2 separate regions of the Homo sapiens genome follow, and region 1 is linked to region 2. The links are chromatin loops, found by intact Hi-C in ENCODE. Cell type or tissue: mammary epithelial cell. All regions are shown on one strand. Each heading gives the region's core, and the rest is flanking DNA. Links, peaks and the distances in the headings are about the cores only.

Evidence for each region. Hi-C counts contacts between places; a loop is a spot of excess contacts. Peaks named below come from ENCODE experiments on the same cell type or tissue, not always from the same donor. Only the 100,000 strongest peaks of a DNase experiment are listed, where the experiment ranks them.
Region 1: it touches region 2 in a loop (10-fold over the local background); 8 of 110 quality-filtered maps call a loop at or near these places.

The regions. Positions count from the first base shown.
Region 1 is chr1:168,542,435-168,551,362 of GRCh38, forward strand. It overlaps XCL2 (X-C motif chemokine ligand 2), which reads right to left and starts at 1,563. Exons shown (of 3, transcript NM_003175.4): 1 at 1,470-1,563. The coding sequence starts at 1,530. It also overlaps the pseudogene RPL7AP19. In mammary epithelial cell, for the core only: a CTCF peak has its summit at 3,700 (motif pointing right); no DNase peak of the experiment used is centred there.
Region 2 is chr1:168,435,304-168,444,412 of GRCh38, forward strand. All of the region lies in intron 4 of LOC125312414 (a long non-coding RNA gene), which reads right to left. Among named protein-coding and RNA genes, the nearest start is that of MIR557, 64 kb to the left of the region's middle. RefSeq lists a silencer at 4,636-4,785. In mammary epithelial cell, for the core only: a CTCF peak has its summit at 4,639 (motif pointing right); DNase peaks (open chromatin) are centred at 2,688 and 4,658.

The DNA of each region.
Region 1 (8,928 bases), core at 1-8,000, 110 kb after region 2:
CATTTATACAATGGTGCCTGTTGTGTCCCACATGTTTTATTAAGACAGACATTATCCCTGTTTTCATAGAGCATATCTTCTCATGAGGGAGCCAGGCAGCAGACAGGCAAACAGAAAAGATCATTTCAAATAGTGCAACATGTTACAGTACCATAAGTGAGATGACAGAGTAATGCGTGAAGAGTACTCTAGGCAAGGCAACATTCAGTGAGGGAAGGAAGCATGCTTTTGACTGAGTAAATAAAGGTGTTCCCCTTTTTAAATGGTCAAATTTCCCTCTCTGTCAGCTGCCTAAGATGCTGAAAAGAAAGAAGGCCAAAGGAAAGAAGGTGGCCCAGTCCCTGCCGTCGTGAGGAAGCAGGAGGCTAAGAAAGTGATGAAACCGCTGTGTGAGAAAAGGCCTAAGAGTTTTCTTAGGCAGGCATTGGACAGGACATCCAGCCCAAAAGAGACCTCCACTGCTTTGTGAAATGGCCCCGCTATATCTGGTTCCAGCTGCAAAGAGCTATCCTCTATAAGCAGCTGAAAATGCCTTCTGCCATTAACCAGTTCACCCAAGCCTTAGACCCCCAAACAGCTACTCAGCCACTTAAGCTGATCCACAAGTACTGACCAGAGACAAAGCAAGAGAAGAAGCAGAGACTGTTGGCCCAGGCTGAGAAGAAAGCTGCTAGCAAAGGGGTTGTCCCCACTAGGAAATCACCTGTTCTTTGAGCAGGGGTTAACATCATCACCACCTTGCTGGAAAACAAGAAGTCTCAGCTGGTAGTGATTGCACATGGTGTGGACCCCATCAAGCTGGTTATCTTTCTGCCTGTCCTGCGTCCTAAAATGGGGGTCCCTTATTGCATTATCAAGGGGAAGGAAGGCAAGACTGGGACATCCAGTCCACAGCAAGCACTACTGTCGCCTTCACACAGGTTTTGTATTGAAAACATTGATTTGCTCCAGAACATACATCCTCTGGTGCATCCCCATATTGTAACTGAACTCTCTAAGATTTTGATAATTTATCAAACTATATATTAAATGGGCAAAACCTACAAATGCATTTATAATCATCACCTCTAATCCATAGCTAACATTAATCAAAAAATTACTGCTTGTAAGGAAATCTGATGTTATTAAATAAACCATAATATTTATTTAATCTTAATCTCAGGTGATCATGTCTCTTATTCTATTCAGTTTATACATAAATAAGCACAGGCCCTGAGTGGTTAAGGAATTTACCTGAAATTACCCAATTAGGAAAAGTAGGAGCCCAGATACTAATCAAATTCTCCCTGTTTTGGAAGTTTACGAAGCCCTCTACAGTCAAAATCATCATTCCTTTCTTGCACATGGGAAGTTTAAGGCTCCCCTGGAGACAGCAGTTTAGTCCAGTCAAAACCCGAGTCAAACCCAAAATGTGTGCCCACCTGCCTTGCCTCCCTATTCTTTATCTCACAGACAGCTTCTCCACTTACCTTCCACAATGTATGCAGTGAGAGAGCAGATGCCAAGGAGGGCCAGGATGAGAAGTCTCATGGCTGAGGTCCCGCTGAGCTGTGCAGGGAGAGTGAGGATCGGGCTCTTTGAGGATCTCTTTTATGCCTCCAATGGTCAGTGCACTTCCTGTGGTGAGAGGGGGCTTTCGAGGTGGGTATAGGATCATGGAAAGTCTTTGCAATACTGATGCTTTTATTTTTCTTAAAAAAAAAAAATGTCCCTTTCCCTGTTCATACTAACCTATCGCCTTGTGGCCTTTACCCCTTTGTCTGTGGTTAATGTGTCAATTAAACCAAATGCATGCATAAAAGAAAACGTGGTTGTGTTGTCTCCTGCCACCAGCCTGAATTCAGATCTTCCACCGTAGACATGCCTGAAGGCTGTTCACTGCCATGGCCCACCACGGAAGCTGTAAAGGAAATGAGGTGGGGTGGTCACTGTGTTCCATCCCACCTCATGTGACATCCAGTGTGACATGAGGCTTCCACAACCATGGATCATGAGTCCCTGATGCCACCCTTTGACTCTCTCAGGAGGGGAAGAGAGGCTGCTGCCACACTGAGCTTCTCGATCCTTTGCTTTCTTGGTTCTCATTTTTCTCCTCCACCTTCATTCAAGTCACCCCCCTTTCTTCACCCCATCTCCCCAGGTACCCAAGAAACAATTAAATAACTGTTTAAGCATGTCTACATGCATGTGTTTGCTTTATTACAACTTAACATACACATTTATAGAAGCTTTTGAAAAGCTGTGCTGTACCAATTTATTTCAAATTAAAAAAGAAATAAAATTATAATCTTACCATCTGACAGTTTTCATTTTCAATATTTTTCCAGTGAATCTGCATTGGCATACATGTGTTCTCATAATTGTGGTAATTTTAAATGCTGTTTTAACACCAATTTAAATATCTTCCCATTTTTTTAGCCTTCATATTTCTACTTCGAGTAAATATATACACATACAAATTAAACCATTTTCTTATAACTTATTATAAAGATCAGAACTATAAGGTCGATTTCATTAATATACACTGAATTACTTCCCTTTAATAACCAGGAGTAGGATTACTGGGAAAAATGATATGATCATCTTTATAGCTCTTATTATATATTGCCATATAGTCTCCCAAAATGTAATTTTGATTTGCAATACTCCCAGTAGAATTTAAATATACTGATTGCACTGGAACTTTTCTGCCACTGAGTTTGTTGTGTGGTGGTTGTTCTTTATTTTACATAGGTATCTATAAAATGTATTTATTAAATATATGTGTAGTTAAAGGTCCTTTGCTATTAGGAATATGAAAATAAATTCCTATGTTTTCATAAAAAGTATAGGTTAACCTCTAAGAGACTTCCCACTAATCGCATTTGATTTTTCACCCAGACTTCATTCTAAACTTCAAACTGGCTCTTTAATGATCTCTACCTTACTGCACAATCACTCCTTGAACACTGGACACATCTTCTATTCAAACTGCTTCTCCTCATATTAGTCCTTAGCATGGAGCAATGTGTTCTCTTCCATCTAATTTCCAAATACTGATATATAGGGATCATCTTAGACTCATTGCTATCCACCTACATGTCATTCTCAACCAAACTGGACTAAGTATACCTTCTAGGTAGTTCTTTGAGATGTGTCCTCCTTTCTTCCCACACTGCTCAAATGTTAGGCCAATTACAGTGGACTAACTGGTTACCCAGACCAGGGCCTCCTCTCAGTCTGTTCTCTGCAGCTTTGCCAGGGTAATCACTGTAAAGCCTCAATCTAATCATGCCATTTCCCTACTGAGAACCTCTTTGCTAACTTCCAATGCCTACAGGATGTATTTCAAATCTTTCATTGTGATATATAAGAATGCTCAAGATCTAGTACTGCTTTCCTTTCAGACTCACCTTCCACCATTCACTCACACACTCCCAAACCTTAACAAACACATACATGTGCAGCCAACCCAATGGGCCAGCCTCTTTTATGCTCCTCACATGTTTCCTTTAACTGGAATACCCATGACAGCTCCCTACATAGTTACTTGTAAACTCCTCCTCTCTGTATAAGTTTTCCTGAATTTTTTTGATAAAATTAAGTTGTGCCACCCCTTTATGCTCTCTTAGAACTTTGTTCTGTTCTCATGGCTGTTCTGCAACGAATCTCATTGTGTTCTCCTACTCAATTACATTCCTGCGTCTCCCACTAGATGGCAGACTCTTTGAGAGTAGGAGATTCCCTTGTTATCTCTGGATCCCTGGCACTTGCAGAAAGCCTGTTACGTAATAATTGCTCAACAATTAGTTTTTAAATAAATGAATTATTTTTAAAACGCCAAAATTACAATGATTGTGCATTAAGTGAAAGATGACCATCTAAAAACATAAAGCCATGCTTCATGACATTGGTCTAAGCAAATAAAGGAAACAAAGGCAAAAACAGACAAATAGAATTACGTCTAACTAAAAAGCCTCTGCACAGCAAAGGAAATAATCAACAGAGGTAGAAGACCGCTTATGAAACGGGAGAAAATATTTACAAACTATACATCTGATAAGGAATTAATATGCAAAATATATGAAGAACTCAAGGAACTCATTAGCAAGAAAACAACACAATTTAAAAATGGGCAAAAGAGTGTAAAAACATGCCAAGTTATAAAGACCACCAATGCTAGGAAGAAACTGCATCAACTATCAAGCAAAATAACCAGCTAACGTCATAATGACAGTATCAAATTCACACATAACAATATTAACCTTAAATGTAAATGGCATAATGCTCCAATTAAAAGACACAGACTGGCAAATTGGATAAAGAGTCAAGACCCGTCAGTGTGCTGTATTCAGGAGACCCATCTCACATGCGGAGACACACATAGGATCAAAGTAAAGGATGGAGGAAGATCTACCAAGCAAATGGAAAACAAAAAAAAGCAGGGGTTGCAATCCTAGTCTCTGATAAAACAGACTTTAAACCCACAAGGATCAAAAGAGACAAAGAAGGCCATTACATAATGGTAAAGGGATCAATTCAACAAGAAGAGCTAACTATCCTAAATATATATGCCCCCAATCCAGGAGCACACAGATTCAAAAAGCAAGTCCTCAGAGACCTACAAGGAGATTTAGACTCCCACACAATAATAATGGGAGACTTTAACACCCCACTGTCAACATTAGACAGATCAACGAGACAGAAAGTTAATAAGGATATCCAGGAATTGAACTCAGCTCTACACCAAGTGGACCTAATAGATATTTACAGAACCCTCCACCCTAAATCAGCAGAATATACATTCCTCTCAGCACCACATCGCACTTATTCCAAAATTGACCACATAATTGGAAGTAAAGCACTCCTCAGCAAATGTAAAAGAATAGAAATTATAACAAACTGTCTCTCAGACCACAGTGCAATCAAACTAGAACTCAGGATTAAGAAACTCACTCAAAACCGCTCAACTACATGGAAACTGAACAACCTGCTCCTGAATGACTACTGGGTACATAACGAAATGAAGGCAGAAATAAAGATGTTCTTTGAAACCAATGAGAACAAAGAAACAACATACCAGAATCTCTGGGACACATTTAAAAAAGTGTGTATAGGGAAATTGATAACACTAAATGCCCACAAGAGAAAGCAGGAAAGATCTAAAATTGACCCCCTAACATCACAATTAAAAGAAATAGAGAAGCAAGAGCAAACACATTCAAATGTTAGCAGAAGGCAAGAAATAACAAGATCAGGGCAGAACTGAAGGAGATAGAGACATAAAAAACCCTTCAAAAATCAATGAATCCAGGAGCTGTTTTTTTGAAAAGATCAACAAAACTGATAGACTGCTAGCAAGACCAATAAAGAAGAAAAGAGAGAAGAATCAAATAGATGCAATAAAAAATGATAAAGGGGATATCACCACTGATCCCACAGAAATACAAACTACCATCAGGTAATAATATAAACACCTCTATGCAAATAAACTAGAAAATCTAGAAGAAATGGATAAATTCCTTGACACATACACCCTCCCAAGACTAAACCAGGAAGAAGTTGAATCCCTGAATAGACCAATAATAGGCTCTGAAATTAAGGCAATAATCAATAGCCTACCAATCAAAAAAAGTCCAGGACCAGAGGGATTCACAGCTGAATTCTACCAGAGGTAGAAGGAGGAGCTGGTACCATTCTTTCTGAAACTATTCCAATCAATAGAAAAAGAGGGAATCCTTCCTAACTCATCTTATGAGGCCAGCATCATCCTGATACCAAAGCCTGGCACAGACACAACAAACAAGAGAATTTTAGACCAATATCCCTGATGAACATCGATGCAAAAATCCTCAACAAAATACTGGCAAACTGAATCTAGCAGCACATCAAAAAGCTTATCCACCACAATCAAACTGGTTTCATCCCTGGGATGCAAGCCTGGTTCAACACACGCAAATCAATAAAAGTAATCCAGCATATAAACAGAACCAAAGAAAAAAACCACATGATTATCTCAATAGAGGCAGAAAAGACCTTCGACAAAATTCAACAGCACTTCATGCTAAAAACTCTCAATAAACTAGGTATTGATGGGATGTATCTCAAAATAATCAGAGCTATTTATGACAAACCCATAGCCGATATCATCCTGAATGGGTAAAAACTGGAAGCATTCCCTTTGAAAACTGGCACAAAACAGGGATGCCCTCTCTCACCACTCCTATTCAACATAGTGTTAGAAGTTCTGGCCGGGCAATCAGGCTGGAGAAAGAAATAAAGGGTATTCAATTAGGAAAAGAGGAAATCAAATTGTCCCTGTTTGCAGATGACATGCTTGTATATCTAGAAAACCCCATTGTCTCAGCCCAAAATCTCCTTAAGTTGATAAGCAACTTCAGCAAAGTCTCAGGATACAAAATCAATGTGCAAAAAATCACAAGCATTCCTCTACACCAATAACAGACTAACAGAAAACCAAATCATGAGTGAACTCTCATTCACGATTGCTTCAAAGAGAATAAAATACCTAGGAATCCAACTTACAAGGGATGTGAAGGACCTCTTCCAGGAGAACTACAAACCACTGCTCAATGAAATAAAAGAGGATACAAACAAATGGAAGAACATTCCATGCTCATGGATAGGAAGAATCAATATCATGAAAATGGCCATACTGCCCAAGGTAATTTACAGATTCAATGCCATCCCCATCAAGCTACCAATGACTTTCTTCACAAAATTGGAAAAAACTACTTTAAAGTTCATATGGAACCAAAAAACAGCCTGCATTGCCAAGACAGTCCGAAGCCAAAAGAACAAAGTTGGAGGCATCACACTCCCTGACTTCAAACTATACTACAATGCTACAGTAACCAAAACAGCATGGCGTTGGTACCAAAACAGCATGGCGCTGGTACCAAAACAGAGATATAGACCAGTGGAACAGAACAGAACCCTCAGAAATAATACCACACATCTACAACCATCTGATCTTTGACAAACCTGACAAAAACAAGAAATGGGGAAAGGATTCCCTGTTTAATAAATGGTGCTGGGAAAACTGGCTAGCCATATGTAGAAAGCTGCAGCTGGATCCCTTCCTTCCACCTTATACAAAAATTAATTCAAGTTGGATTAAAGACTTAAATGTTAGACCTAAAACCATAAAAACCCTAGAAGAAAATCTAGGCAATACCATTCAGGACATAGGCATGGGCAAAGACCTCATGACTAAGACTCCAAAAGCAATGACAACAAAAGCCAAAATAGACAAATGGGATGTAAGTAAGCTAAAGAGCTTCTGCACAGCAAAAGAACCATCAGAGTGAACAGGCATCCTACAGAATGGGAGAAAATTTTTACAATCTACCCATCTGACAAAGGGCTAATATCCAGAATCTACAAAGAACTTAAACAAATTTACAAGAAAAAATCAAGCAGCCCCATCACAAAGTGGGCAAAGGAGATGAACAGACACTTCTCAAAAGAAGACATTTATGCAGCCAACAGACACACAAAAAAATGCTCATCATCACTGGCCATCAGAGAAATGCAAATCAAAACCACAATGAGATACCATCTCACACCAGTTAGAATGGCGATCATTAAAAAGTCAGGAAACAACGGGTGCTGGAGAGGATGTGGAGAAATAAGAACACTTTTACACTGTTGGTGGGACTGTAAACTAGTTCAACCATTGTGGAAGACAGTGTGGCGATTTCTCAAGGATCTAGAACTAGAAATACCATTTGACCCAGCTATCCCGTTACTGCGTATATACCCAAAGGATTATAAATCATGCTGCTAAAAGACACATTCACACGTATGTTTATTGTGGCACTATTCACAATAGCAAAGACTTGGAGCCAACCCAAATGTCCATCAATGATAGACTGGATTAAGAAAATGTGGCACATATACACCATGGAATACTACGCAGCCATAAGAAATGATGAGTTCATGTCCTTTGTAGGGACATGGATGAAGGTGGAAACCATCATTCTCAGCAAACTATCGCAAGGACAGAAAACCAAACACCGCGTGTTCTCACTCATAGGTGGGAATTGAACAATGAGAACACTTGGACACAGGGTGCGGAACATCACACACCAGGGCCTGTCGTGTGGTGGGGGTAGGAGGGAGGGATAGCATTAGTAGATATACCTAATATAAATGACAAGTTAATGGGTGCAGCACACCAACATGGCACGTGTATACATATATAACAAACCTGCACATTGTGCACATGTACCCTAGAACTTAAAGTATAATTTAAAAAAAAAATAGCAACACCTTTCTTCCAGGTGCTCACATCAAAAGCCTTGGTCTCATCCAAGCCTTGATCTCATCCTAGCCTTGGTCTCTCCTCATTGTCTAACATTCTATACCCAGATTGTCAGCAAATCATGTCAGTTCTACCTTCAAAATAAACCAGCGTTTGAGCCTTCCTATTGAGCTCTCTGGTTCAATAGGAGGTAATACCCTCCTAAGTGGTATTCCTGTGTCTATCTTAGCCCTCTGCAATCTACTATTAGCACAGCAGCCAGATAAACCCGTTGAAGTATAGGTCAGATTGTATTACACCTCCTCACACATTTTCCCAATGTCTTCATTTCTCACTCAGAGCAAAAGCCAAAGTCTTATCAACAATCTATAAGAGCTAGAATGGCCTTGCTCCCCGTCATCTCTCTGACTTCATTTTTTACCCCTCCTCTCCTTTGATTTCTCAAACCACCTACTTTGGACATCTTGACTATTTCTTGAATACATCTGGCACATTTTTGCCTCAAGGCCTTTGAACTTGCTGTTTCCTTTGCATTCCTGGAGTGCTCCTCCTCTAGATAGCTGTGTGGCTAACTCCCCCATTCTCTCTAGTTCTTTTCTCTAAAGTCATCTTCTCAGTGATGCCTGTTTTCCAGCTACCCTATCTAAAATCTCAATTACCCC
Region 2 (9,109 bases), core at 678-8,677:
GAGAAGGCTTCCATCCAGGTATATGATAAGGGCCCATTATACTTTAAGCTGTCATTGCCATCTGTCTCTTCTAGCTCCTTGTACCAAGATATTCAGCAGGCAGGGAAAGGAATCTCCAAACCAGCAGGAGCCATTGGCCCTGATATCAGCAGGATATCAGTGCTGCTGTTATTTAAAGAGGGCGGGAGATAACCTGTTTGGCATTCAGGGGCTACATTGGGGTGTCTCTTGATACTCCCCTGCCCAATTTGAGGTAAATGTACAAATGTAGCAGCTACGGCCAGAGAACAGTGTGGTGACCAGGGGCTCAGTGTCCTCAGTGATGAGGGCTCGAGTCACCCCACCAGACATGTAGGCCAGCAGAAGCGTGGGCCAAGGGTGAGAGGACTCTGGAAAGGATAGTAGAGGAGGGGCAGCGTAAGACTCAGTGGCAGCCTCAAGATCAGAGCAGTAATGGCGATTGGTCCTATTAGTATCCCACTGAGAATTTCCCCAGGTGAAGAGAGCAGCCAGAATAACAGTGAAGTTGCTCCCAGAAAGGGCACACTTGGGCTGTGAAGCAAGTGAACTGGTGGTGCAAAGGGTGTGCTGTCCAGATTTCCCACACAGAACCGAGCTACTTGTCCCCTGACTGCTGGGAGTATTGATGGATGGCCAACGGCTCTCTTCTGAGTCCGTCTATAAAGATTACCCACAGTGGTTGGTGTGGAATACAAAGGCCTGGTTCCTTTGTCTTGATTCAGGACAACCTTGTGGCACATCCCAGCTCCCGGGCTTCCTGTAGGATTCATCTTCTCCTTCTGCCCAATCTTACTCCTCTCACTCCCTTAAAGATGTTATTTCTGAGAGTACTCCCCAGTAAACATCCTGCATACAAATCTCTGTCTCAGAATACGTTTCCTCGACCACCTAACCCAAGAATGATGTCCCAGTCACTGTATGGTGCAAAGCATGCTGAACTCGGCCTTGGAAGCTCTAGGTTCTGGTCAGGGCTCTGCCCTTTCATGGGTTGTCTGGCTGGCCCAGGTTCCCCATGTATGAGTTGGGGACAGCAAGGAAGGAGTTTGGACCAGGTGATCGAAGATCCCTTCCAGCTGTGACTTTTCATATGTGTGAAATGGACAGGGAAGGATGAGTTACATGAAAAGCTGGAATGATCTTTGCGAACCCTTCAGATGTCCTCTACATGTACAGAAACTAAGCATCGCAAGGGTGATGTGATTTTTTTCATGGCTTCCCTGCTAGAAAGCAGCAGAGCTGAGATTTGGACCCAGACTTCAGTCTGCCACGTTGTCTGGGTATATCCCCTTCACCATCTCTGAATCTGTAACATCACTGATTAGGGGCAAGGTGCAACAGTGGGTAGGACAGAATTTGAAGGTTGTTTAGAAGGTTCTGGTCAACCAGCTGCCCCTGCTGCATGTCTCTGGATTCTGTTACCCAGCAGGCAAGGCAAGCAGTCACTACACTGGCAGGGGTCATTCACCCTGAAAACAAGGAGGAAATTCTGCTATTTACTTACCTCAGATTGCTAGGATGTTATAGCCTTTGTCCTAGGACAGTGTTTCTCAAACTTCAACATGCAAATGAATAGCTGGGATCTTGTGAAAATATAGATTCTGATTCAGGAGGTTTGGGGTAGGGCCAGAGAGCTTGTATTTCTAACATGCTTCTAGGTATGGGTGCGGCTGGTCCTTTGACCACATTTTGAGTAGCCAGGGGCTAGAGTGCAGCTCGCAAACTCTGGGTGCCTCAGAAACCCCTGGGAACCTCTTAAAACTACTCATCATCATAGATTCAAATTCAATAGTATAGGATGAGCATCTCTAATTTTAACACACTCTCTAAGTAATTAAGGTAACTGCCAACACTTGACAACTATGGTTCTATAGCAGTGACCTTCACAGTTGCAGCCAACACTTGTGTTCCTGAATAAGCTGAACAGGTATCACACTACTGCTGCATGAGGAAGGAGACACAACTCTAGCCTGAATCACTGGGGACACAGGTGCTGAAATACACTGAGTGTTCAACATGGGCTAGGCACAGATGACCACAGAAAAAACCCCTGGGACTTGCCAAAATTACCCTAAGAGGGTTATAGTTTTATGAAAACAATCAAAATACAGAAATAAAATTTGTGATTACTTATAAAACTTATTTCCAAGGTAGTTGTAACCTGCATAACAAGGAGCTTTATGTCTATCTCAAGGTTGATGGGCAGTCGATGGGTTACTTGTGAGTTACACGTGAGGCCATTTCATGGTTTTTGCAACTCTGGCAAAATTGAGATTGAGATTGTAGACTTGGGATGCAGGAGCTGAGGGTCCTGCTTAAAAACACATTGCTTCATTCCCTGAGCTTCATTCTAGGGCTTGTCCAAGATGCCAATCTAGTTGGCATCAGCATTTTATACATGGCTTTCTTAGCCCATTTAGGGTGTGAATGGGTTCTTCGGTGACATTGGGTGGAGAAAAATAGACCTACCTTCCCTAACTGTCTCCAGGTGGCTCACCTGCTAACCTGCTTCTCAGAAAGACCCCCTTTTTCACCTCCCTGCTCACTACCAGCTGCCTGGCGAATGGACGTCCTCAATGCTTGGTAAGGGAGAAGGTTCTGCTGCCTCAGCACAGGGTGGGTTGGGCATGAGAGTGAGTAATGGAATGTCCCCAAGAAATCCACCCTCCCTGCCAAATGTGCGTGCCAACTTACACCTACGGAGAGTCTGGTTGCCTTTGCTTGTTCATCAGAAGAAAATAAGATGAACCCTGAAGGGAGATGCTGTTGGCAGGACAACCACCATGGCAGGCGTGGACTTCCCACAGGGCCTCTCAGTGCTAGGGGCTGGGGAGAGCAGTGCTGTCCTCAGGCAACCGACCTAGGACCTGCTACAGAAAGCCTCCTCTACTTGCTGGATTTACAACCCCAAGCAATTACTGCAAGTTGGGATAGCACAGGAGTGCAAGAGGCCTTCAGCACAGGCAGCCTGCAAGGAGAATGGAAGGCAAAGGGGTGGATTAATGGAGCCGAAGTCAGCCAGGACAGCAGGACTGGCCCCGTTCTCTAATGAGAGAGGTGGCCCAGATGCCTGTGGACAAAGCTCCGTGGATGGGACCTGGAAGCAGAATGGAAGGCCTGGGTTTTGCTTTATGGCCACCTTTTTTTTGAAGTGAAATGATGAGATCTCTGGACTCTTCTCTTTCTCTCCCCCCGCATCTTTTCAAGGCATCTTTCCTCCTGGTACTCACTGGCACATCCCCCACAGTATTACTCCTTATACTTCAGCTGAGCCCCTGCTACTTTCCTTGAAGATTTTTGTCCTTTATGTTCTATTCTCTTGTCATCAGGTTTGTTTTATGAAATAAATTACCTAATGAATTAAATAACCATCGACCATGGACTTAATTTTTGCTATATACCACTCTGGGGATTAAATGACCTCATTTAATCCTCAAATAAGGATTTTCCTATGAGTAAACACTTTTATTCTGGCCATTTTACAGATGAGGAGGATGAGGCAGACTGGTTATGTGACGGTCTGTGGCTGTGGAGCCTCCTCTGGTGGAAATCGTGGCACTGGTTTTCCTGTCCTTAGGCTGTAAAGTTGCAGCTCCACTCTCAAGTTTCTTTTTTTGGGGGTGGGATGAGAGCAAAGATAAGTAGAGTTCACAATTGAGTATTTTCTTTTGTTTCAGGAGATAATCATTCAGAAAAATCTCAGGAAACTTTGTCAATTGCAAAAACTGTTGTATTTGTTATCTCATCTGTTTGCTGGTAGTGATTAGAAATAAAACTTTTGAAATATTAAGGGCTGATGTAATTTTTTTGGGGGGGTGTTGAACAGGAAAGAAGATACTAAGCGAGAAACCAGAGAGCTTGTGTCCTTTTCAGTCATTCTTGGGGAAACAGGACCCCTAAGAGAGCAGTAGATGATGACAGCTTTAAAAAGACCAGGAGAGTGGATTTGATTTCTGAGGCCCTTGAGAAGAAATAGGGCATGGGGAGCTAAGTCCCCAGATGCTTAACTAGCAGGAAGTCCTCCAAAAGGCTGCAAGAATTAATCAGGTATTGGCCTCCTTTCAAGAGACTTGGGTTCTAATAGGGGAGCTAACATTTGAACATATACAGCTATACTACAAAGGATAATGTGGAAGAGAGAGGGGACTGTAGCTGGGATCATAGTGGGTGAGATCAGCAAAGCAGTAGTGAAGAAAACTCTGTTGCAAAATTTCTACTGCGGGCAAAGAGAAAGAAATCTGAAATGCATAAATTCGATCCAGCCTTTACTTGGCGTGGGAGAAGTCTGTGTTGGGTCTAGAACGGGGCCGCTGTGTGACCTTGAGCATGTCTCTTTACATTCAGATCCTCAGCTGAACGACAAGCCTCTAAGGCTTCCATCTGTTCTAAGCTGGAGGGGAGAAATGAAACTGTAAGAAAGGAGAAGGATGCGTGCTGCAGGGCTTGTCCAGGGTTTTCCTGGGAGAGTCACTGGTTCACAGTGTGACATGGGGTATCGGTACGAATTTCATAGGTGCCATTTTCTCCCCTCGCTGTGGAGAGCGGATCTCTTTAGGCACTGAGCCGCTTAGAACATCACTGCGGTTTTCAAAGAAATATGGTCTTGCAGTCCAGAGACAGGAGGTGGCGCTCTTTCTCCTGAAACAGATTGATGTCTGCAGCTTGGCTTGCAGACTGTGCGGGGGATGCAAACTGAATAAGATCTCTGCAGTCTGAAGGCATCCAAGGAGACCTGGGCAAAATGGCTGGTCAGGACTGCCTGCCAAGTATAACTATTCCCTCACTTGAATGCGCCCTAGAGGCGCCAGCTGTGCTTGGGCTGCAGCACCGACCAAGGTGAACACACACAGCCTCCTTTCCACAATTTTACCGTTAAGTTGCTGCATTTGCAAAGGAAAATCTTCATTGTCACAAATGATGACTGTATCTGTCTGGGCTTTAGATTGTGATAGGGAAGAGCCTCTCCATCTCTTTTGTATGATAAGTATACTTATCACTTATTACATGGGAAGGTGAGCGGTCCAGGGTCCTCCCTGCCATTTTAGGTGAGACAGCATCCCAGGAGAATGAAGAAAAAAAAAAAAAAGGAAAAAAAAAAAAGCAGGATCTGGGAGAATGTCTTACCTGGAGGACCTGGCTTTTACCTGGGAGATGTTGCAACTTCTCAGTGAGGAAAAACCTGACATTAGCTCTCCTTTGAAGACATTAAAGAAAAGCAAAAACAAAACAAAACAAAAACAAACGAACAAACAAGAAAACAAAACCAAACAATTTCATAATGAAGTGAAAAGATCACTGGATTGGAATTCAGGAGTCTAGTAAGGCCACTTACTGGCTGTGAGACTTAGTCAGGTCACTTACCTCTGGTCCTCAGTCTCACTTTGATTTTCAGTAGTTATTGATTACTACTGAAAATCAAAGTGAGAAAATTACTACTATTGATTCAGTAGTTATTGATTAATATCTCTTCCAGCACCACATTACATAGCATGTATATGTGTGTGTGTGTGTGTGTGTGTGTGTGTGTGAGAGAGAGAGAGAGAGAGTGAAGAGAGAGAGAAGAGAGGCAGGCTATCAAATAGAATAGCTTTTGGGGGGAAATTTGTATAAGGCAAGACAGAAACATACATTATTGGGGACTGAGGAAAGCCTTTCACTTTAATTTCCATTTCAATCATTGAAGCTCATAGTGACCATGCCCAGTGAAAAAGCCATGCCATTTTCTTCTTCTGGGAACTGAGATAGATCCCTCAGAAGTATCACAATCAATATATACATATGTACCTATGATCTCCATTCAGTTGCTAGAACGGCTGTGTGCCTTCCATCGAAGCCTCTCTTCTGGCTTCTGAGGTGGGGGGCAACTTCAACAAATCAGGTTCCAATGGGGAGAGAGAGGGAGCTCTTCCTTTGCTCCTGGGGCACTGGAAGCATGTGGTAGAGGTGAGGAGGGAGGAATCATGGTGGGGGCAGGAGGTGGTGTTCCAGGGACATGGGAGGAAACTGCAGTATTGCACTCCTACTTGATGGGCTTGGCCATTCATCAGCCATCACCAGCTGTCAACATGAACTGAGAACCTCCTGTGTGCAGGCTAGGCACTGGGGATGCCTCTGGAACCCCACGCAGTCTTTGCTGTCAAGGAGCTCACTGTCTCATCAAAAGAGAATAGATAGAGTCTGTTTTCCCTTTAGCCTGAACAAGCACATTTAGGCCCTAAGGGCTCAGAGGGCTCTCCTTCCCAATCTTCCTACCCCCTTGCCCAAGGTTTGGCTAGACACAGTCAGTAATAAAAAGGATGCTTTTCAGACCAATGGATGCAGCTTTGCATGTGCTTTGCCCAGTATGCAGATGGCTGCCAGGCCGCCCTATTGAGGATTCTGTTTGCGGGAATGTGCTCTGTTTCCTTAACTGTAGGCTTTGGGGACCAGAAGTGGCCAGGGGCTTAAAGGCAGCTGAAGTGAAGCAGCTCTTCTGCACACTCATCAGCATCAGGCTTCAAGCTGCAGTGAGGCATGGACCTGAGATAACTGCAGTGCCCCAGGTGGGATGCTGCAGTGTCCTTGGGAATACCCGTGGCTGCTGCAGGACACACTGAGCACAGTGGGCCACGGTTGGGTCTGAGCTGCCAGCTGCAGGGTGAGCTGCTGACTCACTGCTGCAGCCATGAGACCTTTAGCCACTGGAACAGCACGGGGAATTCTTTCTTACTTTAAAGGAGTATGTGATGGAGAGGAGGTCAATGGGATGATAAGTCAAAGTGTGAGCCTAAAAAGCAGCTATAAAAATTTTCATAGAATTCTTGGGCAGAAATGTTTTTATCAGCCTTGGAAGAATGCAGTCATATTGGGGAAGTTATTCAGTCAGTTGGTCAGCATGTATTAAACACCCATCGTGTGCCTAGCGTTTATTGTGTGCTTAGATTATAAGGGGTAAATGAGGAGTAGAAGATGTTCCTTGCCCCACTTGGGGATTATGATAAGACTGGCACTTAGAGAGCCTTATTCTGTGCCAGACACAGCATTTGACGTGCGCTAGTTTATGTAATCTCACAGTAACACCATAAAAATTATAGGTATTTTAATTTATTCTACTGTAAGTTGAGAAGTTAGGATTTGAACCATGTCAGTTCAAAGTCAGAGCTCTTTACCACCATGCAATTATGTTGTTCGAGAAGTGCACACAACTGGAGAACAATACAGGGGGATTCATGGTTAAGTGCTAAATCATATTTATAATACAAGCATTTATGATGAGTCCAGAATAAATCCCTATCAATCTGCAACCCTGGGTCAGCTGAAGTGTGTAGATTTGCTTATGTTTAAGCAAATATTGAGCCTGCAGAGCGAGTTTTTGAGAAGGTGGAGGGTCAGAATGAGCACTCGTAAGGTCAGGGAGTGGCAGCTGTGGGTACCATCAAAGGGATAGCATCAGGTGACCTGCTGTGAGTCTCAGGCCACTGCGTGCCCAGAATGGTCCTAATTGTTGGGGAAAACACAGAAAGATAATTACACATATTTTTGCCCTTTGAGAATTCAGTCTGGTTGGATTTACCTGATCAATTAATCAACTTAGGAACTATTAGCAAAATAAGAGGAGAATGAGGTTCATAAGGAGTTGAAGAGGGCCCATGACCATCCCATTCAGTCTTTAGTGGGTCAATATTTGTGTTAGCAAGGAGACCATGAGCCTTTTAACAGATGATACTGACAAAGACTCAAAAGCTCTTAAATGTTCCTGTGGAGATACTGACTATACATCTGTGGCAGAGCTGACCAGAGCTACCTAAGCCCTCTGGTTTCAAGGATGAGAGATAATCCTGGGCAGCTGTCAGAGAAAAATCTCTCATGAAACTGATGAAATGCCTTTGTCTTTTGGCTGGTAGAGCTGATTTTTCCCGGGACACAAATGTGCCAACTCTCTGACCCAAAGCCCAGTGTCTCATACACTTCTCGGGCACTCATTTGGGCTCATGGATTTAGGTTACAGTATCTCCTTGTCTCTCTTTCTCTAGTATTTAGCTAAGGTAGTGACTGATACTATTGACCTGATCCTACTTCTGCTTTGCCCATAGTTATTAATTTTTTTTGATCCCTTTCAGGGACTCTATAGACTTTAGCTGGCTGGCTGAGTTCTGATGGGGGTTTTAGAAGCTTAAACATTGTGAGGAAGATGAAGAAATGAATAAGATCAGGTAAAGATACCTTCCTGGACAATATCCTTTGGCGGAATGCCAGAAAAGTAACAGATGAGTTCAGGAAGACTTCAAGGGCAGCATCTGAGACCCAGACCAAATCAGGGTCCCGGAAACCATGGAGAAAGCAATTTCCGTGACAGCCAAGCAGAAGGAAACTTATCAGCTCATACCTGAAAGAAGTTGCTCTGGCACTGTTTTATGGGAATGGAATTATTAAGAAGGTGGGGGTGGGTGGTTATGGGCAATGAAGAATAGATCAAGCAAAAAAATTTGAGTTGAGGCAGGGATAACCAGAGAAGACTGATAACCATGTTGACTAGTCCCAAGCTAAAGAGAATGCTGAGGCTTAAATTACAATGATCAAGTTATGTTTCTTCTATTGAAAGGTCTCTATTCAGAGAAAATAAAGTTGTTTTTGAACTGGGAGTACCTGGCTGTACCTGTTCTGTACTGAAAGAGACCGAGCGAAGTGGATTAACACAGAAGAATAAAGGGGAGAAGCCAGGGCCCAATAACCTGTTATTTCAAAGTAAAACCACCGCCTTTGCGTGGTGGTGATGTAGGATTCTTTCTGTGTGGTTAGACTCACTGAGCAGCTTTCTCTTTGGGGCTCTCCTAGGCCTATTTCCTGGTGCAACCAGTGACTGAGTGAGACCCATATTCCGTGGTAGCTAAGAAATGGCTCTGGGCATGGGCTGGAAATAGAGATACTTAGAAAATTGTTAATTTCTCAGCTGGGGGTGGTGGCACATGCCTGTGATCCTAGCATTTTGGGAGACTGAGGTGGGCAGATTGCTTGAGGTCAGGAGCTCCAGCCAGCCTGGCCAACATGGTGAAACCCCATCTCTACTGAAAATACAGAAATTAGCCAAGTGTGGTGGTGCATGTCTGTAATC